Linked DNA regions of Homo sapiens: region 2 is linked to region 1. Evidence: read pairs that join two places in POLR2A ChIA-PET (ENCODE). Cell type or tissue: MCF 10A. All regions are shown on one strand. Each heading gives the region's core, and the rest is flanking DNA. Links, peaks and the distances in the headings are about the cores only. Region 1 overlaps LOC124903037 (a long non-coding RNA gene). Region 2 overlaps P2RX7 (purinergic receptor P2X 7).

Region 1 (15,380 bases), core at 6,647-11,646:
GCCGCGACCGCCTCAGCTCGGCCGGCTCTACCAGGAAACTCAGCACCATAGCAGCTCCTCACACTGCCGACCTCCTTCCCTCTGGGCGGTGATTACCGCGCCCCGGGAGGCGACCGAGCGTCCGGACGTAAGGGGCGTGGTCACGCTCGCCGCGTGCCCCGGTAAAAGCGCAGAGCGGCGGCCACGACGACCAATAGGAAGCCGACTTTCGGGAGGCCGGTCACCAGAGCCAATGAAGCGACAGGGATTGGGCGGGGCCTCTGGCGTTCCTCCTGGCTGGGAGTGCGCGGGGAGGATTCTTTTCCGCCCCGAGCGAAGACCTGCGGACCTGGGCGTGGCGGAAGGCGCGCTGCGGCGCTGCTTTCTCGGTTGGGTGTTTGAAATGGGAGATAGCGTCCCTGAGGAAGCTGCTGCGGCTTTCTGGGCTAGGTGGTCAAGTTTCCGGGGAGGGGAGCGCGGGAAGGGCCGTGGTGAATTTGAACACGCCGGTTGGCTCGAAGGCCTTTGTTATGACCGTCAGAGCAGGGCCTCAGATTTCCTTCCCAGACGTTCCCGCGTTCATGCTCGGTGATGACCTCGGGGCTCCTCACTCGTGGGTCCGGTAAGGAGCGGCAGCTGCACTCGCTAGGACGCGGCCTTTAAAAACAAGACTTATTGAAAACACTTAGAAAACCAAGGGCTCTCAAATCCCAAGGGCTCTTTGAAAAGCTGTATTCAAAATAACCAAAATCGTAGCATAATAAAAGAATTTGCTCGAGTCTTGGAATTGCCTTTGGACAGAGAAACTGAGGTTGTAAATTAAGGTATCGATTTCTTCAGCTGTACTGGATGACAGTTTATTTTCCTACACCTTTTTTTTATTTTTGACAAGGTCTTGCTCTTGCCCAGGCTGGAGTGCAATAGTGTGATCTCGGCTCACTGCAACCTCCGTCTCCCGGGTTCAAAGGATTCTCCTGCCTCAGCCTCCCTAGTAGCTGGGACTTCGTGCGCCCGCCCCACACCCGGCTAATTTTTTCTATTTTTAGTAGAGACTGGTTTTCACTGTGTTGGCCAGGCTGGTCTAGAACTCCTGGCCTCAGGTGAGCCGCCCACCTCGGCCTTCCAAAGTGCTGAGATTAGCCACCGGGCCCAGCCGATTTTCCTACACTTTTTAATCTCACCTCTAACTTAACCAGTATTTAAGATTTTAAACATAAAAAAGTCAGTTCGCTCTTCATGAGGACCTAAGACTGTTCTGTTATTTATATACATTATAGATTTGCTTCGACAAGTTGTGCTATATTAGATTAAAACACACGGAGAGAGAGAGAGTGCGTGGCAGGCCACTTCCTTAGACTGAAATAATGCATCAGAGTATGTATTTCTCTTGCTTCAAGTGCTGCTCAGATAATGTCACTTCTTATCCATAATAGTCCTAGGTTTTTTTTGGAAAAATGTACAGAAAGCCTTTCATTCACGATGTAGGACGCAGCTGAGCTTCATTGGAAGAGAAAGTATTAATTAATTCTCCTAATGATCTAGACACAAAGCAACTCAATAAAAATGTTCTTGGGGTACAAAGCCATGGTTGTCCCTCATTAGAAAAGGCCTGGCAGGTCTACCTCCAGAGTTAATAAGCACATGAAAGATGCTCAACATCATTAACTATCAAGGAAATGCACATCAAATCCATGGATACCGCTGTGCGCCTGCAAGGATGGGTAACATTAAAAAGAAAGAAAATAGATGGTGAGGATGTGGAGAATTTGGAATCTTCATACATGAATGGTGGGAATGTAAAATGATGCAGCTGCTATGAAAATGCCTGACAATTCTTAAAAAAAAAAATTTTTTTTTTTTTGAGACGGAGTCTCGCTCTGTCGCCCAGGCTGGAGTGCAATGGCGCGATTTCTGCTCACTGCAAGCTCCGTCTCCTGGGTTCACGCCATTCTCCTGCCTCAGCCTCCCAAGTAGCTGGGACTACAGGCGCCCGCCACCGCGCCCGGCTAGTTTTTTGTATTTTTAGTAGAGACGGGTTTCACCGTGTTAGCCAGGATGGTCTCGATCTCCTGACCTCGTGATCCGCCCACCTCGGCCTCCCAAAGTGCTGGGATTACAGGCGTGAGCCACCGCGCCCGGCCCAAAAATGTTAAAACATACAGAGTTACCATAAGACCCAGAAATTCCACTCCTAGGTGTATACCCGAGAGAAATGAAAACCTAGGTCCACAGAAAAACGTACATGCTAATGGTTCTTAGCAGCATTATTCATAATAGTCAAAAAGTAAAAACAACCCAAATGTCCATTATCTGAGAAATGGTTAAAGGAAATGTGGTCTCTCTATGCAGTGGAATATTATTAGACCAAAAAAGGAATGAAGTACTGATACATACTGCAACATGGATGAACCTTGAAAACATCATGCGGCTGGCTGAGTACAGTGACTCACTCCTGTAGTCCTAAGGCTTCAGGAGGCGGAGGCGGGCGGATCACATGAGGTCAGGTGTTCGAGACCAGCCTGGCCAACGTGGTGAAACCCTATCTCTACTAAAAATACAAAAAAAAAAAAAAAAAAAAATAGCCGGATGTGGCGACGCACGCCTGTAATCCCAGCTACTCGGGAGCCAGAGGTGGGAGAATCTCTTGAACCCAGGAGGTTGAGGCTGCGGTGAGCCAAAATTGCGCCACTGCACTCCAGCCTGAGCGACAGAGCAAGGCCCTGTCTCAAAAAAAAAAAAAAAAAGAAAAGAAAAGAAAAGAAAAAGAAAATAATAATGCTAAGTGAAAAAAGCTAGATACAAAAAGATTATATATTGTATGATTCCATTTACAGGAAATGTCCAAAATAAGCCAATCCATAGAGATAGAAAGTAGAGTAGTGATTAAGGTCTCTGAAGGAGGAGGGGGGAAATGGAGTGACTGCTACTAGACACAGGTTTCTTTTGGGGTAATGAAAACATTCTAGGAGGCTGGGCGCGGTGGCTCACGCCTGTAATCCCAGCACTTTGGGAGGCCAAGGCGGGCGGATCACGAGGTCAGGAGATCCAGACAACGGTGAAGCCCCATCTCTACTAAAAAATACAAAAAATTAGCCGGGCGCGGTGGCGGGCGCCTGTAGTCCCAGCTACTTGGGAGGCTGAGGCAGGAGAATGGCGTGAACCCGGGAGGCAGAGTTTGTAGTGAGCCGAGATCACGCCACTGCACTCCAGCCTGGGTGACAGAGCAAGACTCTGTCTCAAAAAACAAAACAAAACAAAACAAAACATTCTAGGCCGGGTGTGATTGCTCATGGCTGTAATCTGAGCACTTTGGGAGGCTGAGACGGGAGGATCACCTGAACCCGGGAGTTCGAGACCAGCCTGGGCAACATAAGGAGATCCCATCTCTACAAAACATAAAAACAAAAATTAACTGGGTATCGTGGTGCACACCTGTAGTCCCAGCTACTCGGGAGGCTGAGGTAGGAGGATCACTTGTGCCCAGGAGGTCGAGGCTGCAGTGAGCCACTGTACTCCAGCCTGGGTGACAAAGCGAGACCCTGCTCAAAAAAAAAAAAAAAAAAAGGAAAAGAAAACGTTCTAAAATTAGCTATGTGAATGGTTGTACAGCTCTGTGAGTATACTAAAAACTACTAAATTGTATAATTTAAACGGGTGTATTATATGGTATGTGAATTATATCTCAATAAAGCTGTTAATATTGAGGAACACAAAAAGAAGAGTTAATGCAGCTGGAAAGTGGCCACAGAAGGACAATGAAAACAACAAAGGCTAGGGAGAAACTTAAGTATCAGGGGAAAATTTAAAACAGTGCAATACTTGGGAAGACTTGTCTTATTTTGTCCCCAGCACACAGATCTGTACCTAGCATAAGCAAGCTCCCAGTAAATTGTGTTTGGTTTTTTGTTGTTGCTGTTGTTTTTGAGAGAGTCTCCCTCTGTCACCCAGGCTGGAGTGCGGTGGTACAATCTCTGCTCACTGCAAGCTCTGCCTCTCAGGTTCAAGTGATTCTTCTACCTCAGCCTCCCGAGTATCTGGGATGACAGGTGCATGCCACACATCCGGGTAACTTTTTTATTTTTAGGAGAGATGAGGTTTCACCATGTTGGCCAGGCTGGTCTCAAACTCCTGACCTCAAGTGATCTGCCCACTTTGGCCTCCCAAAGTGTTGGGATTACAGGCGTGAGCCACCGTGCCCAGCTGAATTGTATTTTTTTTTTTTTTTTTGAGACGGAGTCTCGCTCTGTCGCCTAGGCTAGAGTGCAGTGACGCGATCTTGGCTCATTGCAACCTCTACCTCCCAGGTTCAAGTGATTCTCATGACTCAGCCTCCCGAGTAGTAGCTGGGGTTACAGGTGTGCACCACCATGCCCAGCTAATTTTTGTATTTTTAGTAGAGGGGTTTCACCATTTTGCCCAGGCTGGTCTCCAAGTCCTAGCCTCAAGAGATCCCCCTGCCTCAGCCTCCCAAAGTGTTGGGATTACAGGCATGAGCCACCACACCCACCCATCAATAAAAGTTTGAGTGAATACTTTTTTTTCTGGAAGGTGGAGAAGGAAAATGATTTAAAAAAAAAAAACATAAGGGAGTAAATAGGTTACACATGAGTTTACAATGCCTACCTACCTGAAGTTGGGACCTTCTGAAGTTGAGAGAGATTTGTGCTTAAATATCACTCTTTTTTCAATGAAAGAGATGCATTTTGTGATCATAGTTTTTTCTTTGTTTCAAATTTTATATAATGACCCTCTTTTTTTTTTTTTTTTTTTTTTTTTGAGATGGAGTCTTGCTCTGTCGCCCAGGCTGGAGTGCAGTGATGCAATCTCAGCTCACTGCAAGCTCCACCTCCGGGGTTCACGCCATTCTCCTGCCTCAGCCTCCTGGGTAGCTGGGACTACAGGCGCCCACCACCACGCCAGGCTAATTTTTTGTATTTTTAGTAGAGACAGGGTTTCACTGTGTTAGCCAGGATGGTCTCGATCTCCTGACCTCGTGATCCGCCAGTCTCAGCCTCCCAGAGTCCTGGGATTACAGGCGTGAGCCAGCATGCCCGGCCAATGACCCTCCTCTTTCAATTGTGTACTAATTGTATCAATTGTGGTTCAGGAAATTTTTGTCTGTTAAGTTATGATCATAACAACCTAATACTTTGTATTTCAGAGACAAAAAGTAGGAATGCCAAGACACATGGGATAATTTATTGCAACTCAATGCAATTGAGGATGCATTGGATCCTTAGGATGTAGTGGGGCCATTTTCTGAGTTGTTTCTTTTTAGCACCTCAAAAAATTATTTTATTGAATTCACAATGTGCTGAAAGTCAAATAATTTCAAACCTCTCTCAATGTCAAGAAGAAGCAAAAGTTCCACTATCTAAATTTTTGAGGCCTGGCATGGTAGCTCACTCCTGTAATCCCAGCACCTTGAGAGGCCCAGTAGGGGGTTCGCCGAGCCCAGGAGTCTGAGACCAGCCTAGGCAACATAGGGAGACCCCATCTCTGCAAAACACACACACAAAAATTAGCTGGGTATGGTGGCACGCACCTGTGGTCCCAGCTACTTGGGAGGCTGAGGTGGGAGGATCATGTGGGCCTGGGAGGTCACGGCTATAGTGAGCCATGATTGTGTCACTGCACTCCAGCCTAGGTGACAGAGTAAGACCCTATCTCAAATACACAATTAGGTTGGGCACGGTCTCTCACACCTATAATCCCAGCACTTTGGGAGGCCGAAGTGGGACCACCACTTTCAGGCAGGAGAACAGGGTCTGGAGACAGGGAGCCTAAGGCCAACCTGCAGCAGACTTCTTGGAACTGGACCAGAAGGAAAACCCCACCTCTCCATGCCCAAGTGATAAGGGGCCAGAGGCTCCTCCCTCTACAAAATCCCCTCTCCCTTAGGTCACAAACAGTAAATGCCTCTAATTGGTAGAGGGCCAAGCCTTCACTTCAGCCTTTGATTGGTTGTGGGCAAATCCTTCATTGGCATAGGATGTAAGCAATTGGAAGCCTCTAAAGGGTACCTAGGGATGTTGCAAAATTCTTTTAGTTTAATAAAAACCCTAAACAACATTGCAGCTGGGGCTCTTGAGCTGCTTGCTTGAGTCCGCTCCCACTCTGTGGAGTGTACTTTCATTTCAATAAATCTGTGCTTTTGTTGCTTCATTCTTTTGTTGCTTTGTGCATTTTGTTCAATTCTTTGTTCAACGTGCCAAGAACCTGGACAACTCACAATCAAGACTTTCCATTCGGTAACAGCTTGAGCCCAGGAGTTGGACACCAGCCTGGGCAACATAGTGAAACCCTGTCTCTACAAAAAATAAAAAATTAGCCAGGTGTGGTGGTGCACGGCTGTGGTCCCAGCTACTCAGGAGGCTGAGACAGGAGGATTACTTGAGCCCAGGAATGTGAGACTGCAGTGAGCCGTGATTGTGTCACCGCACTCCAACCTGGACGATAAAACAAGACCTTGTCTCAAAAAAAACTAATAAGTCCAGGTGCAGTGGCTCATGTCTGTAACTCATGACTTGAGAGGCCAAGGCAGGCAGGTAACTTGAGCCGAGGAGTTCGAGATCAGCCTGGGCTCTACAAAAAACACAAAAAATTAACTGGGCATGGTGACAGGAGCCTGTAGTCCCAGCTACTCCAGAGACTCAGGTTGGAGGATCACCTGAGCTCTGGAGGTTGAGACTGCAGTTAACCGTGTTTGCACCACTGCATTCCTACTTGAGTGAGAAAGTGAGACCCTGTTTCAAAAAATAATAATAATTAAATTTTTGTAAGTTACTGAATAATCTTTTTCAACATGATGTGTACTTAAAAGACAACAGGCCAGGCGCAGTGGCTCACGCCTGTAATCCTAGCACTTTGGGAGGCCAAGGCGAGTGGATCACGAGGTCAGATCGAGACCATCCTGGCTAACACGGTGAAACCCTGTCTCCACTAAAAATCGAAAAAGAAATTGGCTGGGTGTGGTGGCAGGCACCTGTAGTCCCAGCTACCCAGGAGGCTGAGGCAGGAGAATGGTGTGAACCCAGGAGGCGGAGCTTGCAGTAAGCCGAGATCACGCCACTGCACTCCAGCCTGGGCGACAGAGCAAGACTCCTCAAAAAAAAAAAAAAAAAAAGAGTATTTGGCCGGGTGCGGTGGCTCACGCCTGTAATCCCAGCACTTTGGGAGGCCGAGACTGGTGGATCATGAGGTCAGGAGATCGAGACCATCCTGGCTAACATGGTGAAACCCCATCTCTACTAAAAATACAAAAAAATTAGCAGGGTGTGGTGGTGGGCGCCTGTAGTCCCAGCTACTTGGGAGGCTGAGGCAGGAGAATGGCGTGAACCCGGGAGGCGGAGCTTGCAGTGAGCCGAGATGGTGCCACTGCACTCCAGCCTGGGTGACAGAGCAAGACTCTGTCTCAAAAAAAAAAAAAAAAAAAAAAAAGACAATAGGGTAGAAGGCTTTATTATTATCCTAACAATGGAATCACCCAATGATAACAAGTCATAGAAGGCAGATAATATGCCTTTTTAAAAGTTGGTTAGCAACTTGCTGTATTAAGCCATTTCTTATTCTGGAAAATGTCAAACATATTTAAAGTAAATAGAATAATACAATGAACCCTCACATACCCATCACCCAGTTTTAACAGTTCTCTACATTCTGCCATTCGTGTCTCATCTCCAGCACGTGTACCTCTCTACCCATGCCCCACCACTCTCCCATCTAAGCTCAACTGCATCATCATTAGACGAGTGCCCAACTCTGGTTGCCTAGATATGAGCCAGATCAAAATATTTGAGAATTGGATCTGGTTTGCTATGTTTTTATTTATCCTTGGTCAATTTAACAAATATAACTATTTTACCTACTCAAGGTAATCCATCTTTTTTGGACTCATTGCATAAGTTTTATAATTTAAAAGATCAAATAAACTCTCTAACCATCCCTGCTTAACCTGAGTTTGCAAATGCCAAAGTTGTAGATAGGTCATAAAGTTGACTCACTGGTAGAAATGACGAAGTATCTCTTCATCTGAATGCTTAAACCAGCTCCCATCTGAATCCAGACTGTGATTGACTTCCGCTACAGTAAAGATGGTTTCAACAATACTTATTGCACTTTAGAGAAACATCTCTGCAGCTGGAGAACAGATGGCTCCCCAGAATCATTTTCTTTTGGACTGATAGCATCTTTTTGGAATTCTGCCAGTGAATTATGCTGTCAACTCGTACATGTAATCTTCTTCTGCCTTACGTCTCTCCCTCTGTAAAATGGAGAAAATGGTTGTGAACCGGGAACTTATGTCTTCAACTTTGCCAAATAGCTGAAGAATCCTGAAAGTGAAACAGAAACAGAACTTTCTGTGGTTCCCAGGCCAGGCACGGTAGCTCATGCCTATGTCCCAACACTTTGGAGGCTGAGGCGGGCAGATCACTTGAGTTCAGGAGTTTGAGACCAGCCTGGCCAACATGGTGAAACCCTGTCTCTACTACAAATACAAAAATTAGGCTGGCATGGTGGTGCGTGCCTGTAATCCCAGCTACCCAGGAGGTTGAGGCATGACAATCACTTGAATCCAGGAGGCGAAGGTTGCAGTGAGCCGAGATCATGCCACTGCACTCCAGCCTGGGTGACAGAACGAGACTCTGTGTCAAATAAATAAATTAAAAAAAAAAAAGGCCAGGCATGGTGGCTCATGCCTGTAATCCCAGCACTTTGAGAGGCCAAGGCGGGCAGATCACGAGGTCAGGAGTTCGAGACCAGCCTGGCCAAGATGGTGAAACCCCATCTCTACTAAAAATACAAAAATTAGCTGGGTGCGGTGGTGGGCACATGTAATCCCAGCTACTCGGGAGGCTGAGGCAGAATTGCTTGAACCCGGGAGGCAGAGGTTGTAGTGAGCTGAGATCATACCACTGCACTCCAGCCTGGGCCACAGAGCAAGACTGTCTCGAAAAACAAAATAAAATAAATAAATAAATAAATAAAGTGGTTTCCAGAGAGTGAGACAAATAACACAGGGCCAATTGATATTTCTCTGAAGTTGGAGCACTTTACAGGCTTTTTCTCCAATAACCCTCCTTAGCAGGCAGAAAGGAGAAAGGGTTTTCTTCTTTTCATGGCTTGGGAAGGTGAGCTGTCTTGCCTGAGGCTCAGTGAGGCAGTGATGAAAGAAGAGCTGCCAACTCTCCTATCCCCAGTCCAGCATGATGCTCACCAGAATTACGATTCTTCCAATAAAAAGACAGACCTTCCAAAACAAGTTCATTCTTATACAGTAAATCTACATTCATATACGTCTTAGTCCATTGGTGTTGCTATAAAGGAACACTTGAGACTGAGTAATTTAAAAAGAAAATAGGTTTATTTGCAGGGCTGGGGGAAATGGCTCACACCTGTAATACCAGCACTTTGGGAGGCTCAAATGGGAGGATCACTTGAGCCCAAGTTTTATAGACCAGCCTGGGCAACACAGCAAGATTCAGTCTGTAAAATCTACCAGTGAGTCGATTTTATGACCTATCTCCAACTTTGACATTTGCAAACTCAGGTTAAGCAGGGGGTTGGTTAGCCAAGCGTGATGGCACATACCCATAGTTCTCACTACTTGGGAGGCTGAGGCCAGAGGATCACTTGACCTCAGGAACTGCAGGCCATCCTGGACAAGAGAGAGAGACACCGGCTCTAAAAAATAATAAGTAAATAAATAAAAATTTAAAAGTTTGCCAGGTTCTCATCTTGTTAACCGTTGTATCATAGTATGGTTTTGCTTGAACGGAGTCTCACTAAGATCTAGAAATTCTGAACTTAATAATGAGTCCCGGCAGAGCACAGTACCTCATGCCTGTAATCCCTGCACTTTGCGAGGCCCAGGCAGGCGGATCACCTGAGGTCAGGAGTTTGAGACCAGCCTGACCAACATGGTGAAACCCTGTCTCTACTAAAAATACAAAAAATTAGCAAGGCTTGGTGGCAGGCACCTGTAATACCAGCAACTCTGGAGGCTGAGGCAGAATTGCTTGAACCTGGGAGGTGGAGGTTGCAGTGAGCAGAGGTCCTGCCACTGCACTTCAGCCTAGGCAACAGAGTGACACCTCGTCTCAAAAAAAAAAAAAAAAGAGTCCATCATTTGCTATAAAGTTTTTGAGCTAGAAGGGCCCTTCAAGGTCACTTTATGTACTTTCTCAATTTACATTGACAAAGTGCCTCCCAGAAGAGTTAAGTGTGCTCAGGATCACACATCTAGCTACAGGCAAAGATGGGACCAGAAGCCAAGTCTGACCTCTTAAACGCATGCTTTTTGCTGGCAACTTTGGAAAAACTCCAACCATTCTTTGCTCTAAATTCAAAGACAACCCAGGCTTCAAAGACGGAAACTATCTGATGACTCCTTGATAAGGATGTTGGGAATTTACCTGGACAAATCTTATACTCCAAACTACAGTAAATTCTAAACCAGAAAAGGGTTTAAACATATTTTTTAGAAAACTAAGAGAAAGCATATCATGTCTATTTCAGATATAACATGAAATAGATTTCAGATTTCTTTTCTTCTTAAAAAATTTTTTGGCCAGGCTCAGCGGCTCATGCTATAACCCCAACACTTCGGGAGGCTGAGGTGGGCAGATCACCTGAGGTTGGGAGTTCGAGACCAGCCTGACCAACATGGAGAAACCCCGTCTCTACTAAAAATACAAAGTTAGCCGGGTGTGGTGGTGCATGCCTGTAATCCCAGCTACTCAGGAGGCTGAGGCAGGAGAATCACTTGAACCTGGGAGGCAGAGATTGTGGTGAGCCGTGATCACACCGCTGCACTTCAGCCTGGGCAACAAGAGCAAAACTCCGTCTCAATAAATAAATAAATAAATAAATAAATAAATAAATTTTTTGAGTCAGGATCTTACTCTGTCACCCAGGCTGGCGTGCAGTGGCACCATGATGGCTCACTGCAGCCTTGACCTCCTGGGCTTAAGCAATCCTCCTGCCTAAGCCTCCTGAGTAGCTGGTATTACAGATGTGCACCATCACATCCAGCTAATTTATTATTATTTTTTGTAGAGACGGGGTCTCCCTATGTTTCCCAGGATGGTCTTAAACTTCTGGGCTCAAGCACTCCTCCTGTCTCAGCCTCCTAATGTGTTGTGATTACAGGCGTGAGCCACCGTGCTGGGCCACCTACTCTACTCTCTCGGTTTTCCTTCTGTCTCTCTGAGCAATTTCTTCTCCATCTCCTCTACCCACCCTTCAAGTTTTGGTGTTGATACAAGTATTGCAGGCCTTTCCACTTCTCACTCGACAGATTCTTCTGGATGACCTCACCCTGTACTCCAGATAGGTAACCATTCTCAGGAATTCCCTGTCTAGGTCTGTATATGGGTCTCCTGAGCCTCTGCCAATCCGTCTCTTCCCTGCGTTTCAGATTTGTCAGCTCAGTACCCACTTCCTTCCAACCCATGCTCCTCTTCCTGGGTTCCCTACCATGCTCTATGGCACCATGCTAGAGAACTGCAAGTCATCCTTGACTTTGCCTTTGAGCAGCTCTAGCCCTGTGCACCACTCACATCCATCTACTTCTTCATCCCCTTGGCCCATGGCTCTTACTGTTTCTCTTGCTTCATTGCAGCTGCAGGAGCTTGAGCTCCAATCTGCACTACCCCACCACCCCCACCACCTGCTTAGTCATCCCCACTTCTGGTTTGCTCTCTATCCTGAGGACAAAAGCCTCTTTACACGAAAAGTCTGACTTTGTCTTTTCCTGTTTAAATTCCTTTGGGATGGTGGGGCAAGGCGGCTCATGCCTGTAATCCCAGTACTTTGGGAGGCTGAGGTGGGCAGATCAGTTGAGGCCAGGAGTTCAAGACTAGCGTGGCCAACATGGTGAAACCCTGTCTCTACTTAAAATACAAAAATTAGCCAGGCATGGTGACGCGCACATGTAATCCCAGCTACTTGGGAGGCTGAGGCAGGAGAATCACTTGAACCCGGGAGGCAGAGGGTGCAGTGAGCCAAGATCTCACTCATAAATGTGTGTGTGTGTGTATATATATACACACACACACACATTTATTCCTTTAGGGTTTCCCAATGGCCTCATGAAAAAGTCCAAATTTATTAAAATAGTGTTACAGGGTCCTTTATCGTCCATTCCCTGCTCACCCCTCCAGGCCTACTTCCCACCACCCTCACCTCACAACCTCCACTGTAACCATACTGAACTGCTTGCAGTGCCCCAGTGGGTCATACTCTCCTACCTCTGGGCCTTTGCACAGGCAAGCTCTTTTGAGATGTAAATTCCCCATCTCTTCCAAGTTCAGAGGAAGCGCTTCATTGGCTTCCTGGACTGGCTATCTTTAATCAACCTTTAGCTACCAGCTCTGTAGACTTTCTCAAGGAGCTGTACTCTTAACTCCTAAAGTTGTCAGGCACACTGATACACATGTACATCATACACGATACTCACTGTCATACCGTATTATAATCGCTATTTTGCTACCTTGGTTTTTCTTTTCTGCTTTTTTTTTTAAATTGAAGTGCAATTAAGGTATAATAAAATGCACGAAACTTAAGTGTTCAGTTCAGTGAGTTTTGCTTTTGTTTTGAGACAGAGTCTCCCTCTGTCACCCAGGCTGGAGTTCAGTGGCGCAATCTCGACTCACTGCAACCTCCGCCTCCCAAGTTCAAGTGATTCTCCTGCCTCAGCCTCCCAAGTAGCCGGGATTACAAGCGTGTGCCACCATGCCTGGCTAATTTTTGTATTTTTAATAGAGATGGGGTTTCACCATCTTGGCCAGGCTGGTTTCGAACTCCTGACCTCATGTGATCTTCCTGCCTGTGTTGGGATTACAGGCGTGAGCCACCGCACCTGGCCACTTTGGTGAGTTTTGATGACTGAATACATTCATGTACTCACCCAGAACAAAATAAGAACATTTCTGTCATCCCAGAAATGTGTGTGTTTGTGTGTGTCTGTGTCTGTTCCTCTCTAGTCAACATCTCCTCCCATCCACAAATGCAGCCCACTGTGTAACTGGTTACTTGTCTGGATAGACTTTACACTCCATGAGGGCAGTTACCATGTCTACCTTCTTTTTGTTGCCCAAGCTGGAGTTCAGTGGCACAAACATGGCTCACCACAGCCTTAACCTCCTAGGCTCAAGCAATCCTCCTGCCTTAGCCTCCTGAGTAGCGGGGACCATAGGCACATGCCACCATACCCAGACAATTATTGAAAAAAGTTTTGTGAGACAGGGTCTCCCTATGGTGCCTAAGTTGATCTCAAACCCCTGGGCTCAAGTGTTCCTCCCACCTCAGCCTCCCAAAGTGCTGGGATTACAGGTGTGAGCCACCACACCTGGCCTTCATCTTCTTTATACATTTCAAAACCTAGCACATAATAGACAACTTAATAAATATGAATGAATGCATAGAATATTGATAGAATGGATAGAAAACTGCTGGGTATGGTGGCTCACGCCTGTAATCCCAGCACTTTGGGAGGCCGAGGTGGGCAGATCACCTGAGGTTGGGAGTTCGAGACCAGCCTGACCAACATGGAGAAACCCCGTCTCTACTATAAATACAAAATCAGCCGGGCGTGGTGGCAGATGCCTGTAATCCCAGCTACTCAGGAGGCTGAGGCAGGAGAATCGCTTGAGCCCGGGTGATGGAGGTTGCAATGAGCCAAGATCGTGCCATTGCACTTCAGCCTGGGCAACAAGAGTGAAACTCTGTCTCAAAAAAAGAAAAAAAAAAAAAGAAAACTGCAGTGATTACATTAATTTATTGGGATATTTTAGAGATTAACATCACTGACTGTAATAAAAATAGTTAAGAGGCAAAATATAGAAGTCTCCTGTCTCCTTGAGCCTTTGTTCACCCCTGTGCTGGTAATGAGACCTTTCTGTTGAAGTTACAATTCAAGGATTAGGCATTCCATCCCCAATAACAGTTGGCAAAAGTCAAAATAAATATTTTTGGATTCCACAAAATTTGAATTTCACACTGAAGTGATTCAATTTTAAAACATATTTACTTCAAGTCAAGTGTCCAAGTACCATATAAGTAATATCATCTCAAACAGCTACAGAAATGTGAAAATACATTTCAGACATTCACCAACAGACGTCACTGATACGTTGCAGTTATCGTATTTAGCATAAGCTTCAGGTATTAAAAGTAGGCCAGGTGCGGTGGTTCACGCCTGTAATCCCAGCATTTTGGGAGGCCAAGGCGGGCAGATCACTTCAGGTGTGGAGTTTGAGACCAGCCTGTTCAACATGGTGAAACCCTGTCTCTACTAAAAATACAAAAATTAGCCGGGCATGGTGGCGCATACCTGTAATCCCAACTACTTGGGAGGCTGAGGCACAAGAATTGCTTGAACCTGGGGAGGCAGAGGTTGCAGTGAGCCGAGATCACACCACTGCACTCCAGCCTGGATGACAGAGTGGGATTCTGTCTCAAAAAAAAAAAAATGTAGATTAAGTCAACTCTCCCCACCCTCTTGAGAAGTGCTGACAAGGTCGAGAAGACGATAAATGGGACTAAGCCTTTTTTCAAAGATCATAATCAACACATTTATTAAAACCTTGATTGTGTGTAGTGCTATGCCATGCTAAATGATTCACACAGAGAATTAGCTAAACCTTGCCTCTCTCCTCTAACAGTTTACAATCCAAGGCAGACAGGCTGACGCTCTTGCACATTTATAGCCAAATTAGACAGACGCAATGAAATACGAACATTATCAACTGATAAATGAATAAAGTAGACATTCAGGGAAGGAGACATTCAGATGGTTGTGATAAGAAGAGTTGCCTTGAAAATTCCAATTTCAGACTATGCAGGATAAAAAGATTAGTACTCTTATCCATCACCACCTTCATTTACAATCATGTAAGAATATACATGTGCCTAGGCTGGGCACGGGGGGCTCATGCCTGTTATCCCAGCACTTTGGGAGGCCGAGGTGGGTGGATCACAAGGTCAGGAGTTAGAGACCAGCCTGACCAACATGGTGAAACCCCATTTCTAGTAAAAATACAAAAATTAGCCAGGCATGGTGGCGTGCGCCTGTAATCCCAGCTACTCAGGAGGCTGAGGCAAGAGAATTGCTTGAACCCGGGAGACAGAGGTTGCGAAGAGCCGAGATTGCACCATTTGCACTGCAGCCTGGGCAACAGAGTGAGACCCCATCTCAAAAAAAAAAAAAAAAAAGAGATACATGTGCCTAATAATTGTTCCCAAAAATGTCAACCTTTGTCCATCCTCATTCTGAAACCCTTACACCTTCTAGAGTCACAATACTTGTAGCAGTACTTTTTTTTTTTCTTTTTGAGACAGGCTCTTGCTCCATTGCCCAAGCTAGAGTGCAGTGGCAAGATCATGGCTTACTGCAGCAT
Region 2 (15,380 bases), core at 3,496-8,495, 210 kb after region 1:
AAACATAAATACTCATAACTTACCAGACTGGAAGGGCTTGCATAAGAGCCCTGTTAGTTTTATTTGACCCTTATCCAAGCTTAAGTGCAGTGATTGTTTGGTTAAAATGGTAAGTCAGTGTCAGCCACTTCCTCCGATTCCTGAAGCCTTAGGATCATGTGACCATGATAATTCATTAAAATTAGCTAAGGATGTTGGAAATGCAAAATCCTCTCCATAGATCATCATTTATTTTGGAAATATGATTCATAGCCCTCAGGAATGGAAAACAGGAAGCTGAAAAGTCACAGTAAAAGTGAAAGAAGATAGGAATTTCTAATCTATTCAAAAAAGAGAAGTTGAATCAGGGGATCCTCAGGGATTCCTGAATGATGACTGCATGGGATTAGAACATGGGTTGAGAAACATACAAGCAGCAGAGGGTGAAACCCCACTCGGTGCATTCCAGTGGGTAATTTGAATAAATGGGGGTGGTGGTCATGGTTCCTTATTGCCTCTAGTAGGCAGGGCTTTGTGTAGACCATGACTTTTGGTAGAAGCCAAACGAAGATTAATTTTTTAGGGCTGCTGGTTGGCCTGGAATTAGGGTGTTTTTTTTTTTTGAGACAGCGTTTCGCTCTTGTTGCCCAGGCTGGAGTGCAATGGTGTGATCGTGGCTCACTGCAACCTCTGCCTCCCGGGTTCAAGCAATTCTCCTGCTTCAGCCTCCCAAGTAGCTGGGATTACAGGTGCCCGCCACCACGCCTGGCTAATTTTTTGTATTTTTAGTAGAAACAGGGTTTCACCATGTCGGCCAGGCTGGTCTCAAACTCCTGACCTCAGGTGATCACCCACCTCAGCCTCCCAAAGTGCTGGGATTACAGGCGTGAGTCACCGCACCCAGCTGAAGTAGGGATGTTTTAATAACCTCTTTACCTCAGTGGTGAGGGAGGGATTCCCAGTTCCCACCCCAGGGTTATGGCGGTAGCTGAACACATGACACCCAACACTGGGCAAATGAGATTGGCAGCAGTTTTTGGTCACACACACTCACAGCTCGGGGAGGAAGACCCCACTTGCCGTGCAGGGCCACACAGAAACAGAGTGAACAACCAGGGCCAGTGCGGGGCAGGCTTTGTAGCACCAAGAGGGTGAGGAGGCCCTGGTTCCCCGGAGGATGTGACTGGCTCATTTGGACAACTCCGTGGGTTGGCAGGAGACTCACACCTGCCGCTCAGGGATTAGCAGGAACTGCATCTGGTCTTTTTGATAAGGAAGGCTGTTTCACTGGGCGCCCTTTGCCAAGGGAGGACTGGGAGAGAAACTTGGGGTGAGGCACTCCTGATTTCACCTGATGTCAAAGCAGCACCTCATATTAGAGCTTAATTTTAGGCCTTACACTGCACGGTGGGTACCCAGTGGGTCCTGCTGACTGCCCTTCATCTCCTGATTTGGTGCACTCCTTCCTGTGATCTGAAGCTCAACACACAGCCTCATCCCTGCCAGCTTGGGACAGGGGCCATTCCAAAATTCAAGGCCACCAGAGCTTTTCGTCCTTTTCTCTTGCTGCTGATTTGTTTTCTTTTTTTCTTTTTTTTTTTTTTTGGTGACTTCCCAAGAGGAAGAGGAGGGGAGAAAAGAGAAACATTCCATTTGGCCGCATATATAGCGCAAATGTTTCATGGAGTAGGGAAAGACTGAAACAAAAACAAAAACTGTATCCACCACCACTCCCAGCTCATTTTCCACACAGCGATCATAGTGATCTTTAAAAATTAATTTGGTGGCTGGGCGCTGTGGCGTACTCCTGTAATCCCAGCACTTTGGGAGGCCGAGGCTGGTGAATCACTTGAGGTCAGGCATTCGGCACCAGTTTGACCAACATGGAGAAACTCCGTCTCTACTAAAAATACAAAAATTAGCCAGGCGTGATGGTGGCACACATGTAATCCTGGCTACTCAGGAGGCTGAGGCAGGAGAATTGATTGAACCCAGGAGGTGGAGGTTGCAGTGAGCTGAGATAGTGGCATTGCACTCCAGCCTAGGCAACAAGAGTGAAACTCTGTCTCAAAATAAATAAAATAAAATAAAATAAAATAAATTAATATGGCTGGGTGTGGTGGCTTACACTTGTAATCCCAGCACTGTGGGAGGCTGAGGCCGGTGGATCACTTGAGGTCAGGCATTCGAGACCAGCTTAGCCAACATGGAGAAACCCTGTCTCTACTAAAAATACAAAAATTAGCTGGGTGTGGTGGCAGGCGCCTGTAATCCCAGATACTTGGGAGGCTGAGACAGGAGAATCGCTTGAACCCAGGAGGCAGAGGTTGCAGTGAGCTGAGGTTGAGCCACTGCACTCCAGCCTGGGCAACAAAGCAAGACTCCATCTCAAAAATAAAAATAAAAATAAAAAAATTAAAATTAAATGTGATCTTACCAGGTTCCTGCTTAGAACCCTTATGTGGCTTAGGTCTTAGGATACAGACAAACTCTACCATGGCCCACAGGCTCCAGGCAGCCTAGCCCCTGCCTGCTTGTCCAACCGTAACTCATGCCTTACTTCTCTGTACTTTTTATGGCACAGTCATACAGTTCTCCTTTAAGTTCTATAAACCTGCTCTGCTTTTCCTGCCCCAGGACCTTTGCACATACTGTTCTCTGCCTAGAATGCTCTTTCCTCCCGCATTCACTAGTTAAGTAATACTCATCCTTCAGATTTTAGCTAAAACATTCCTTCCTCAGGTAGGCTGATCTCCCCAAATAGGCCAAATTTCCCTACTATAAGCTCTCATGCCATCATTTGCCTTTTCACCATTATACTCAGCACAAGTTGCAAGATGCCATTTGCTTGAATTATTTGATTAATTTCCATCTCCTCATATCTCTATGAGACTGGCTACCTTATTTATCCTTGGTCTCTAGAGAGTGCCTCATTGAATAGTTGTTGAGTGAATGCGTCAATGAATGAGTTAACTGTGATTTGGGGACCTTCTGAAAAGAAAGGAAATGAAGATTTAAATAAATTATATACCTTTTTTTAATTATCAAAACAGTCACATTAAGGACACTTACATTGCCAGGCTAAAATCAGGAAGGGTTTAAAAAGTTACTCCCCTTTAGAAAGAGAAATGCATGTCTATTACCAATGCTATGTGAAATCAGCCAAGAGAAAGCAGATCCCTTCTCTTCTGACACAGAAAGGAAGCCATGAATACTGGCAATTACCGTAGCAGAAGTCTGTCTTTAAGTATAAGAAAACAGATCCTACAAAACGTGACTCTCATCACCTTTGGCGGTGACATTATTTTCTACAGTAAACTAAAAATAATACAAATATGACGCCTGTTATTGTAGGACGTGTCTGACATATTACACACAGTTGAAGTGACACATCACTCTCTCGCCCAGAGCATCAGTGGGGAAGGTGATGGAAAACAGTAGATGGATCCAGTGATTATTTGTAATTTCACATTCTGACTCCATCTGCGGCCTCATTAAGGTGATAGAAACATACTAGGAATAAGGCACCAAAAACAAAGGTACAAAGGCCCAGAAGCCATCAGAATGGAAACTTGTAACAGTGACATAGAATTCGTGAAGTAAAGAAATGTAAGCTCCAAAGAAATCATATGTAGTAATCCACTTTTTAAAATATCTTTGAAAAGGTAGTAAAAATCAAAGTTCAATCTGGCATAATTAACTTGGTTCCTGAGTTTAAAGCCAAATAAAACCCTGTATCAAAAAATGGTTTTATTCATGCTGTCTTACATGAATATAGTAGAAAGCTGCTGGTTTTTAAAAGGTATCAAAATGGTAACTCTTAGAACATATATAAAAAAATTCACAGATCCTTCATCAGTCACAATATTTAATAGTGGTCTCTAAACTATTCGATAAAATAGCTATTGTTTAGAAACAGATAAATAGCCAACTCTAGTGACCAAACCAGGAAAAGGAAATCCTGAAGCAGGATCCTAAAACCTGTCACTGTGCATTTTCATATTCTCAGCAGTTGATGTATGGAAATGGTAAAAGTGTGGTGTGGGTTGCTTTTGAAGCAGCTAGCACCCAGACTGCGTCAGTTCTGATTGGCTGCAAAGTACAGAGTGTTAATGGCATAAAGCCAGCTTTTTAGTCACTTTCAGTCATAGAATTGTTTTGTTGTTGTTGTTGTTGTTTTTTGAGACAGAGTCTTGCTCTGTTATCTAGGCTGGAGTGCAGTGGCACTATCTCGGCTTATTGCAACCTCCACCTTCCAGGTTCAAGAGATTCTCCTGCCTCAGCCTCCCAAGTAGCTGGGATTACAGGCGCCCACCGCCACACCCACCTAATTTTTGTATTCTTAGTAGAGACAGGGTCTCACCATGTTGGCCAGGCTGGTCTCGAACTCCTGACCTCAGGTGATCCACCCGCCTCAGCCTCCCAAAGTGCTGGGATTACAGGCGTGAGCCACCACGCCCGGCCTTCAGTCAAAGAATTGTGATGAGGATCGGAATGCATTGGGTAGCTCAGCAGTTAGATTTGATAGATTCCAAGGCTGGTCTGGTGAGTTACCTGATTTGGTCTATAGCCCTTCTAGAACTGTCCAGTGGAAACCTAAGTTCCTGAGGCTCCCAGGGTTGGTCCGGGCTCCCTGAGAACATTAGAACCAGGGAAGGTATGGGCTGAGTCTGTGTGCCCATTCATCAGGCTTGCCCTCTGTTCCAGTTACCTGTTGCTGTGGAACAAATAAGCCCCAAACTTAGGGACTTAAGATAGCAATGTGGTTTTCTGGATTTATGGGGCAGTTCTCACTTGGGATGTATCATGCGGTATCAGTCATATGTTAGTGGAGTCCAGAATCACCTGAAGGCTTCTTCTCTCTCATGTTTGGTGACTGGGCTTGGATGGCTTGAAAGCTGGGGCTGGTCAGGCACTGTCCACGTGACTGCTTGGGCTTCCTCACAGCAGGGCAGTCTCAGGATAGGCAGACATTTTTTTTTTCTTTTTTTTTTTTTTGAGATGGAGTCTCGCTCTGTCACCCAGCCTGGAGTGCAGTGGCACGATCTCAGCTCAATGCAACCTCCACCTCCCAGGTTCAAGTGTTTCTCCTGTCTCAGCCTCTTGATAGCTAGGACTACAGGTGCCCGCACCATGCCCAGCTAATTTTTGTATTTTTATTAGAGATACGGTTTCACCATGTTGGCGAGTCTGGTCTTGGACTCCTGACTTTAAGTGATCCGCCCGCCTTGGTCTCCCAAAGTGCTGGGATTACAGGTGTGAGCCACCACACCTGGCCAGGATAGGCAGACTTTTAAATGGCGTCTGGCTTCCCCGATAGCAAGAGTTCCAAGGGACAGCAAGTAGAAGCTGTCAGCCTCTTAAGATCAGGATCTGAAACTGACACAATGTCACTTCCACTTTTGGATAAAGCAATCAGAGCCACCCATATTCAAGGGGAGGAGATAAAACCCTTAGGTCTTGGGGGACTTGAGTGTCAAAGAATTTGTGGCCACCTTTAGTTCTCCACATTCTCCAGCCAGGATGAAAAGGGTTTGTTTTTAGTTGGACATTATCCTAGTCTGACCTCATAATGAAATGTTTTGCATTCATGTAGATCTTTACACATTAAAAGACAGTTCATGTGCACTGTCTCAATTTGTCCTCACAATATCTCTGAGATAGTAGTTGGGCAACAAGGAGACAGAGGCACAGAGGTGAGAGGCCTAGGGTCACACAACTTCCTGGGGACAGAGTTGAGACTTACATCTCAATCTCTTTTCTCTGAGTCCATGTAGAGGGATTCTGGTTTGTTTAACCAGGTCACTTTGCTCTCAGACACAGAGAGCAACAGAAGATGAAAGCATATTTCCCTTTGGCTGAAAATGTGGCCACAGAGCTTTGCAGGTGAAGTTCAAGTTGCTGGTAAATGTCATGTTAACATGGCTACTGCAGCCCCTGCTATTGGTAAGGACTCTTTTTTTTTTTTGGGGGACAGTTTGCTGTGCCTCCCAGGCTGGAGAGCAGTGGCACAATCTGGGCTCACTACAACCTCTGCCTCCCGGGTTCAAGTGATTCTTGTGCCTCAGCCTCCCGAGTAGCTGGGATTGCAGGTGCATGCCACCATGTCTGGCTGATTTTTGTATTTTTAGTACAGACAGGATTTCGCCTTGTTAGCCAGGCGGGTCTCCAACTCCCGACCTCAGGTGATCTGCCTGCCTCGGCCTCCCAAAGCGCTGGGATTACAGACGTGAGCCACGGTGCCTGGCTTCAGTAAGGACTCTTGAAGCCACTGTACTGCCCTTCACTCTTCGGAAACTCTTTCCGGATCCTCCAGCGGCAGCAGCTGGGCAGGATGGCAAAGTCAGCCATGTCCTGGGAGCCGAAGCGCCAGGTGGCGTAGCACCTGTAGGCACAGTGCCGCAGCCGGCTGTTGGTGGAATCCACATCCAGCGCCAGCAAGGGCTCCTGGTAGAGCAGGAGGAACTGCAGGACGTGTCTGGACAGGACCAGCTTCCTGAACAGCTCTGAGGTGGTGATGCAGGCCCCCGGCTTTTTCCGGCAGCACAGCTCCTCCAGGCACCTGTGGCTCTCAGGGAGTTGAGATGGGAGGCAGCTTCCACACTGGCACCAGACGGGGCTATCCCTGGATCTAGGAGTCGCCTCCTTTCTAAGCAGCTGTATCTCCTCTGGTTGTCCAGGAATCGGGGGTGTGTCATGGAGGGCCAGGGGCAGCCTGGACAAATCTGTGAAGTCCATCGCAGGTCTCTGAAAAAGCAAGTTTCCAAACCTATTAGCCATGACAAGCCCTCAGGTTCTAGGTTCTTTAATTTTATTAACTTATAAAGTTACGTTTAATATTACATGATTTATAGTAGCCGTCATTTATTAGGTGTAGATATCAGGACCATGCATGTGTTCTGTAAGCATTGCCTCATTCAGGCCTTTGAAGACGCTTGTGAGATAATGTATCCTTGTCTTTATTTTACAGATTTTTTTTTTTTTTTTGAGAGAGGGTCTCACTCTGTCGCACAGGCTGGAGCACAGTGGTGTGATCTTGGCTCACTGCAACTTTCACCTCCCAGGTTCAGACAATTTTCATGCCTTAACCTCCTAAGTAGCTGGTATTACAGGTGCATGCCACCATGCCCAGCTAATTCTTTCGTATTTCTAGTAGAAACAGGATTTCAACATGTTGGCCAGGCTGGTTTGGAACTCCTGACCTCAGGTGATCCACCTGCCTCAGCCTCTCAAAGTGCTGGGATTACAGGCATGAGCCACTGCACCTGGCCTATTTTACAGATTTTGGAAAATGAAATTCAGAAAAGCCAGGCCTCTGTTGAGATGTCACCTCTTGTCCTGACCACCCTATCTAGCAGCTTTTCTCCCACATGATTCCCTTATCACACTGTGGTATTCCACATTCTTCATAGGACTTAGCACTATTGGAAATGGTTTTTGTGTGTGTGTGTGTGTGTGTGTATTTGTTGTTTTTTTTTTTTGAGATGGAGTCTTGCTCTGTCTCCCAGGCTGGAGTGCAGTGGCATGATCTTGGCTTACTGCAACCTCCGCCTCCTGGGTTCAAGCGATTCTTCTGCCTCAGCCTCCTGAGTAGCTGGGACTACAGGCGCGCACCACCACACCCGGCTAATTTTTATATTTTTAGTAGAGACAGAGTTTCACCATATTGGCCAGGCTGGTGTTGAACTCCTGACCTCGAGTGATCCACCCACCTCAGCCTCCCAAAGTACTGAGATTACAAGCGTGAGCCACTGCACCCGGCCATGACTTAGTTTTTAACAAAAATATTTAAAAAGTAAAAATAAAAATAAAAAATGTTAAAAATAGAAAAAAGTATATAGAATAAGGATATAGAGAAAGAATTTTTTTTTTTTTGAGATGGAGTCTTGCTCTGTCGCCCAGGCTGGAGTGCAGTGGTGTGATCTTGGCTCACTGCAAGCTCTGCCTCCTGGGTTCACGCCATTCTCCTGCCTCAGCCTCCCGAGTAGCTGGGACTACAGGCGCCTGCCACCATGCCTGGCTATTTTTTTGTATTTTTAGTAGAGATGGGGTTTCACCATGTTGGCCAGGATGGTCTCAATCTCCTGATCTTGTGATCCGCCTGCCTCGGCCTCCCAAAGTGATGGGATTACAGGCATGAGCCACCACTCCCGGTGAGAAAGAAAATATTTTTATACCACTGTACAGAGTTTAAAAAATTTAAAAATTTATAAAGTAAAACAGTCACAGTAAGCTAAGATTAATTTATTATTGAAGAAAGATAAATATTTTGAAGTAAATTTAGTGTAGCCTAAGTGTACAGTGTTTATGAAGTCTACTGTAGTGCACGGTAACAACCTAGGCTTTCACATTCACTCACTACTCACTGACTCACCCAGAGCAACTTTCAGTCCTACAAGCTCCATTCATGGTAAGTGCCCTATGCAGATGTACCATTTTTAAGCTTTTATATCATATTTTCACTGTACCTTTTCTATATTTAGATATACAAATCTTACCATTCTGTTACAGTTGCTTACCGTATTCAGTACAGTAACATGCTGTACAGGTTTGCAGCCTAGGAGCAATAGACTACACCATATAACCTAAGTATAATAGGCTATTCTATTTAGGTTTGTGTAAATAGAGTCCATGATATTCAGACAACCACAGAATCAGCTACTGATGCGTTTTTCAGAACATATCCCCATCATTAAGTGATGCATGACTGTAGTTCACTTCATACACAAATCCAACAAGAACATTACAAGAATGGAAACACTTTGGTCAGTCTTTCTCAAGAAGAGATGTAAAAATCCTAAATATTAGTGAATGGAATTCAGCAATAAATACAAAGAATAGTACAACACATTCAAATTGAGTTTACTTCAGGAATGCAAGTTTGGCTTAATATTTGAAAATCAATCAGTACAATTCAACTAACAGAAAAAAAGAAGAAAACTCACTGATATTTCAAAAGGAGCAGAAAAGACTTTTTTTTTTTTTTTTTTAGATGGAGCTTGTTCTGTTGCCCAGGCTAGAGTGCAGAGGTGTGATCTCAGCTAACCGCAGCCTCTGCCTCCCAGGTTCAAGCAATTCTCCCACCTCAGCGTCCTGAGTAGCTGGGATTACAGGTGTGCACCACCACGCCTGGCTAATTTTTGTATTTTTAATAGAGACAGGGTTTCGCCATGTTGGCCAGGCTGTTCCTGAACTCCTGACCTCAGGTGATCCGCCCACCTTGGCCTCTCAAAGTGGTGCAATCTTGGCTCACTGCAAGCTCTGCCTCCCAGGTTCATGCCATTCTCCTGCCTCAGCCTCCTGAGTGGCTGGGACTACAGTCGCCCGCCACCATGCCTGGCTATTTTTTTGTATTTTTAGTAGAGATGGGGTTTCTCCATGTTGGTCAGGCTGGTCTCAAACTCCTGACCTCAGGTGATCTGCCTGCCTCAGCCTCCCAAAGTGCTGAGATTACAGGCATGAGCCACCATGCCTGGCCATTTCTGTTGTTTTAAGCCACTTAGTTTGTGGTAATTCAGCCCTAGGAAATTGAAGATGCCCAGCAACCAGAACTGCTGGGGAGAGTGCAAATGTGAACAACCATTTTTCAGCACCGTTTGTTAGTATCTCCTAAAACCGAACATATGTCTGCCTTATGACTCAGCAATTCCACTCTTAGGTAACTGTCCAGTAGAGTGCCATATGTTGAGCATAGCAGCGTTATTGGCATTAGCCCCAAACTGGACACTACCCAAATGTCCATCAACAGTAGGATGGCTGAATAAGTTGGATATTTATAAAACAGAATTATACAATGAGAATGAACTATACATGGCATCATGAACAACTCTCACAAAAATAATGTTGAGTAAAGGAAGCCAGACACTCAACCGCGTATATACCGCTTACATACTACGTGATTCAGTTTTTAGAAAATTCTAGCCAAAGTAAAATTAATCTTTGGAAACAGGATAATGACTACTTTTAAGAGAGGGCAGTTGGTGGGCTTGGTACAGCTGAGGTGGGAGGACTGCTTGAGACCAGCCTGGACAACATAGTGAGACCTCGTTTGTAATTTAAGAATATACATTTTTTTCTTTTTTTTTTTTGAGATGGAGTCTTGCTCTGTCACCCAGGCTGGAGTGCAATGGCACAATCTCGGCTCACTGCAACCTCCACCTCCTGGGTTCAAGCAGTTCTCCTGCCTCAGCCTTCTGAGTAGCTGGGATTACATGTGTGCCACCACACCACCCGGCTAATTTTTGTATTTTTAGTAGAGACGAGGTTTCACCATGTTGGCTAGGTTGGTCTCGAACTCCTGACCTCAAGTGATCCACCCACCTTGGCCTCCCAAAGTGCTGGGATTGCAGGTGTGAGCCACCGTGCCCAGCCAAATTTTAAAAATTAAAAAAGGAGAAAGAGAGGGTAGTGATTGGAGGGGGGCATAAAAGGGACTCCTGCTAGTAATTTTCAATTGTTTAATCTGAGTGCCGGTTATATGAGTATGTTTACTTTGTTAAAATCCATCAGTTTTGATTTGTACAAGTTTCTAGATGTGTTTATATTTAACAGTAAATTTTCTTAAAAAAAAAAAAAAGACAAAATGATTTAACTTACTGGGACTTCTTGGCCCTTGACATCTTGCAGACTTCTCCCTAGTAGCTGCTGGTTCACCATCCTAATGTGGGATTCATCCACAAAGGACACATACTTTAATGTCTAGGAAAAGATGGTTTGAAAGTTTACCCATTTTTGTACAGAATTATCAAGAATTGCCTATCTAAAGGCAACTGTAATTCCTATTTGCCAAATGATAGACTATTGAACAAGCTGGCTCAAAACTCTCATTAACCAAGAATTAATGATTTCTGAGTCTAAAGATAAATCAGAAATGGAACCCCATGCTTTTTTTTTTTTTTTTTTTTGAGTTGGAGTTCACTCTTGTTGCCAGGCTGGAGTGCAATGGCATGATCTTGGCTCACTGCAACCTCCGCCTCCCAGGTTCAAATGATTCTCCTGCCTCAGCCTCCTGAGTAGCTGGGATTACAGGCATGCACCATCATGCCCAGCTAATTTTGTATTTTTAGTAGAGACGGGGTTTCTCCATGTTGGTCAGGCTGGTCTTGAACTCCTGACCTCAGTTGATCCGCCCGCCTTGGCCTACCAAAGTGCTGGGATTACAGGAGTGAGCCACCACGCCAGGCGGAACCCCATGCATCTTAACTTGTAAATTCAACACAGCCACAGCTTACTGCTTAATGTTTTTACATTGGACCCCCCAGTTGCTGCATAAAATTTCTTTGTTGTATTCTGTCAATTTCAGTAACTCTAGATTCAGTATCTCCAGAAATTTGTACTATTGCAACTTAAATTATTTACATGTTTGTTAAATTTCATCTCATCTTGGGCCATGAAGTGGTGATTAGTTTTAGCTGCAAAGATGAACTTTTATTTCAAATTGTGAATGCATATACAATGGACAGTGAATTATGCATCAGCTGCTGGAACAGGACAATCATGTTCTTGGATGAGGGAAAGACAAAGAAATCGTCTTTGTTTTTTTTTTTTTTTTGAGACGGAGTTTCGCTCTTGTTGCCCAGGCTGGAGTGCAATGGCGCAATCCTGGCTCACCACAACCTCCACCTCCTGGGTTCAAGCGATTCTCCTGCCTCAGCCTCTAGAGAAGCTGGGATTACAGGCATGCGCCACCATGCCTGGCTAATTTTTTGTATTTTTAGTAGAGACGGGGTTTCTCCATGTTGGCCAGGCTGGTTTTGAACTCCTGACCTCAGGTGATCCACCCTCCTTGGCCTCCCAAAGTACTGGGACTACAGGCGTGAGCCACCACGTCTAGCCAATCGTCTTTGTTTTTAGGTACCAGAGATTTATCTTTGGGGAAAATCATGGAGTTGAACGCAGAGGACCTGCTTGATAAAGTCTGAATTAATCAAATCAAAACAATACAGATGACGCTAAAATCTCTTTGACTACTCCTACTCCCCCACCCTAAGCTCCTTTCCAGAAGCAGCCACTGGTACAATTTTGTGTACATATATACACCCACACATATGTATATGTATGTGTGTGTGTGTGTACACTTGTGTATATATAGAATATACATGCAGAAAATATACAGATTAGCTTCTGTGTCTAGTGATTTTTTTTTAACCTATATATCATATAACATATATTGTTCTACAGTTTGCTTTTTTTCTTTTAACAAAATGTCTTGGAGATCTGCTCTTGTCAAGTCCTATAATTTTTTTTTTTTTTTTTTTTTTGAGACAGAGTTTCCCTCTGTCACTCAGGCTGGAGTGCAATGGCATGATCTCAGCTCACTGCAACCTCTGCCTACCAGGTTCAAGCAATTCTCCTGCCTCAGCCTCCCAAGTAGCTGGGACTTCAGGCATGCACCACCACGCCTGGCTAATTTTTGTATTTTTAGTAGAGATGGGGTTTCACCATGTTGGCCAGGCTGGTCTCGAACTCTTGACCTCAAGTGATCTGCCTGCCTCGGCCTCCCAAAGTGTTGGGATTATAGGCGTGAGCCACTGTGCCCAGCCTTGGGCCAATTATTTAACCTTTCTGTGGCTCAATTTCCTCATATATAGAAAGAGATAATAGTAGCATCTGTCTACATCAGGTTGTTGTGAAGATTGAGTTAATAGATAAAGCATTTAGAAGTGCTGTGTAAATGTTTGCCATTATTATTATCTATCTCATTTTTTTAAGCTGGTGCCTGGTATTCCTTTCTATGGATTTACCATAGTTTCACCATTCACCTGTTGGATATTTGGTTAGATGCTATTTCTTCACTGTTAATAATCATATATTATTGATAATTTAATAAACAATCCTGCTTTGAACATCTTGTACTCATGTACTGCGGGTACTCATGTGAGTGTTTCTCTAGGGCAGGTATGGAGAACTGAAAATGCCAGGCTGTAAAGTATGTCCCATTTAAACATTAGTCACTGCCAAATTGTTCTCCAAAGTTGTTATTTTTCTTTTCTTTTTTCTTTTTTGGCTATACCAATTTAATAAATGACAAAACAGGCTGGGCTCAGTGGCTCACACTTATAATCCCAGCACTGTGGGAGGCCGAGTGGGTGGATCATTTGAAGTCAGGAGTTTGAGACCAGCCTGGCCAACATAGCTAAACACCATCTCTACTAAAAATACAAAAATTAGCCAGGTGTGGTGGTGTGCCCCTGTAGTCCCAGCTACTTGGGAGGTTGAGGCAGGAGAATCACTTAAACCTGGGAGGCAGAGGCTGCAGTGAGCCGAGATCATGCCTCTGCACTCCAGCCTGGGTGATAGAGCAAGACTCCATCTGAAAATAAATAAATAAATAAATAAATAAATAAATAAATAAATAAATAAATGACAAAATTGGCAAGTCCTAGACATAAAAATTTGCCTTCCCTCTATCTTGCCCCTCCATTTTTGTTTCCATTCTTCTCTAAGACCAAAAAATTTATCTGAGAGTTGGTTGATCGGGGTAGAACCCAGCGACGTATCCACTACAGGATGAAGCCTGTGATTTGGGCCTAATTTTCGTGCATTTCTGAGTGATTTCATGGAATCTCTCCATGTCTTGGTGTCCTGTGAACACAGCGGCCTCACCGGCTTTGGCTCCACAATGGACTCGCACTTCTTCCTGTAGTAGTATTCGTTGACCACACAGGGCTGACAGCACTTGCACCAGGGATAAATATGGGAGCGACAGCAGTTACTGGAGTAAGTGTCGATGAGGAAGTCGATGAACACAGCGGCCTGGGGAGAATGCAGACAAGCGCTGCGTTAGTCACTTCCTTCTCCAAACCATTTTCCTAAAGCATGGAAAAGAGAATCTCTTACCAGACCGAAGTAGGAGAGGGTTGAGCCGATGTACACAACCAGCTGGATAATGTCAAATTTTCCTCCCTAAAAACAGAGTGGGAGAGTTTACTCAGGTGAAATTCAGAGCAACGCTCTTTTGCTTCAACGTGCAATTGTTGGTTCTATCAGGGAGCGGAGCCTCATGCTGTGACTTGGATAGATGCGTTCAAGTGCTGGCTGAGGCAGAGACTACGCAGACTGAAACTGACTCTCAGGCATCCTGCTTCAGCCGTGCAGGGTGTGCTTGGACCCATAAAGGTTTTACATGAGCAAGCACTGGGGCCCACACATTAAGGGGAGACCCACTGAAGGGCTATCATTTCTCCATACAAGGTGAGGGTTTCAGACAAGCTTCTCCTCCAAAAGGTTTGACATTACTTCAGAAGCAGAGGGAAGGAATGTCTGGGTGGCCTCGTGGGTTTTTTTTTTTTTTTTTTTTTGAGACAGAGTCTCGCACTCTTGCCCAGGCTGGAGTGCAGTGGCGCAATCTCGGCTCACTGCAAGCTCCGCCTCCTGGGTTCAAGAGATACTCCTGCCTCAGCCTCCCAAGTAGCTGGGATTACAAGTACCCACCGCCACGCCCAGCTAATTTTTTGCATTTTTAGTAGAGACAGGGTTTCACCATGTTGGCCAGGCTGGTCTTGAGCTCCTGACCTCATGATCCACCTGCCTCAGCCTCCCAAAGAGCTGGGATTACAGGCATGAGCCACCGTGCCCGGCCCAGCCTTGTGGTTTTTATTCCCAGCGGTCTTTGCATTCTCTCAGCTATATCTTATTGCTTCTAGTCCTGCTTATCACTGTCTTACATAGATAACATGCTCTTGGACAGGATGTCGTGGGATATGTTGATTTTTGCATAGCTGGCATCTTTTCCTTCCATCTTCAGAAGGCAACACTCCAATTTTCTTTTCAGTCCATGTAGTGTGTGTGTGTGTGTGTGTGTGTGTGTGTGTGTGTGTGTGTTGAAGGGGCTGGGGTGTTGGCCTCTCTGCTGGCCCCTGGGCTAGGTTAGGGCTGGTTCGACACTAACCACTGGGAGTATGGCATGACCCTGGTCACAGTGATTAGTTCAGCAGTGGGCATGTCATCCATAGTGGGCCAATCAGAGCCAATGACATTTGTCTGAGACCTTTGCTGAACCTTCTGGCAAAGAGGTGTTTTCTTTTCACTGAGGTTGCTAAACTGGTCAGATCGAAGGTGCTGCCTGATACCTTCATAGAGAGATGGCTGCCAAGACCAAGGAGGACGTATATAAGACACGGAAGGTGGCAAGTTCTTGATGATGATGTTGTTGTTTGAACACCTGGATCCAACCATGCTTGTAGCTTAAAAATAACCCCTGGATTTTTTCAGTTACGTGAACCCAAAAAAGCCCACTCAAAACTTTTTTTTTCCCCTTAAGCCAATTTGAATTGGATTCTGTTACTTACAAACTATTTTACAGAGAGATTTCTTTCTCTCTCTTGTTAAGTATCAGAGTATTTTTAAAGCCGAATGTTAGAATTGCTTTCCAGGCCCACTCCTGTACTCGTCAGATGACT

The links. Peaks named below come from ENCODE experiments on the same cell type or tissue, not always from the same donor. Only the 100,000 strongest peaks of a DNase experiment are listed, where the experiment ranks them.
Region 2: POLR2A ChIA-PET joins it to region 1 with 5 read pairs; 3 of 35 experiments call an interaction of 5 or more read pairs at or near these places.

What each region holds. Positions count from the first base shown.
Region 1 is chr12:121,384,832-121,400,211 of GRCh38, reverse strand. It overlaps LOC124903037 (a long non-coding RNA gene), which reads right to left. Exons shown (of 2, transcript XR_007063498.1): 2 at 7,786-8,242. RNF34 (ring finger protein 34) reads right to left here and starts at 94. Exons shown (of 6, transcript NM_025126.4): 1 at 1-94. RefSeq lists enhancers at 472-551, 8,020-8,429. In MCF 10A, for the core only: no CTCF peak of the experiment used is centred there; no DNase peak of the experiment used is centred there.
Region 2 is chr12:121,175,651-121,191,030 of GRCh38, reverse strand. P2RX7 (purinergic receptor P2X 7) reads right to left here. Exons shown (of 13, transcript NM_002562.6): 10 at 13,819-13,884; 11 at 13,585-13,734; 12 at 10,576-10,677; 13 at 2,999-6,726. The coding sequence ends at 6,229. All of the region lies in intron 2 of LOC105370032 (a long non-coding RNA gene), which reads left to right. Among named protein-coding and RNA genes, the nearest start is that of P2RX4, 27 kb to the left of the region's middle. RefSeq lists an enhancer at 603-1,103. In MCF 10A, for the core only: no CTCF peak of the experiment used is centred there; a DNase peak (open chromatin) is centred at 6,430.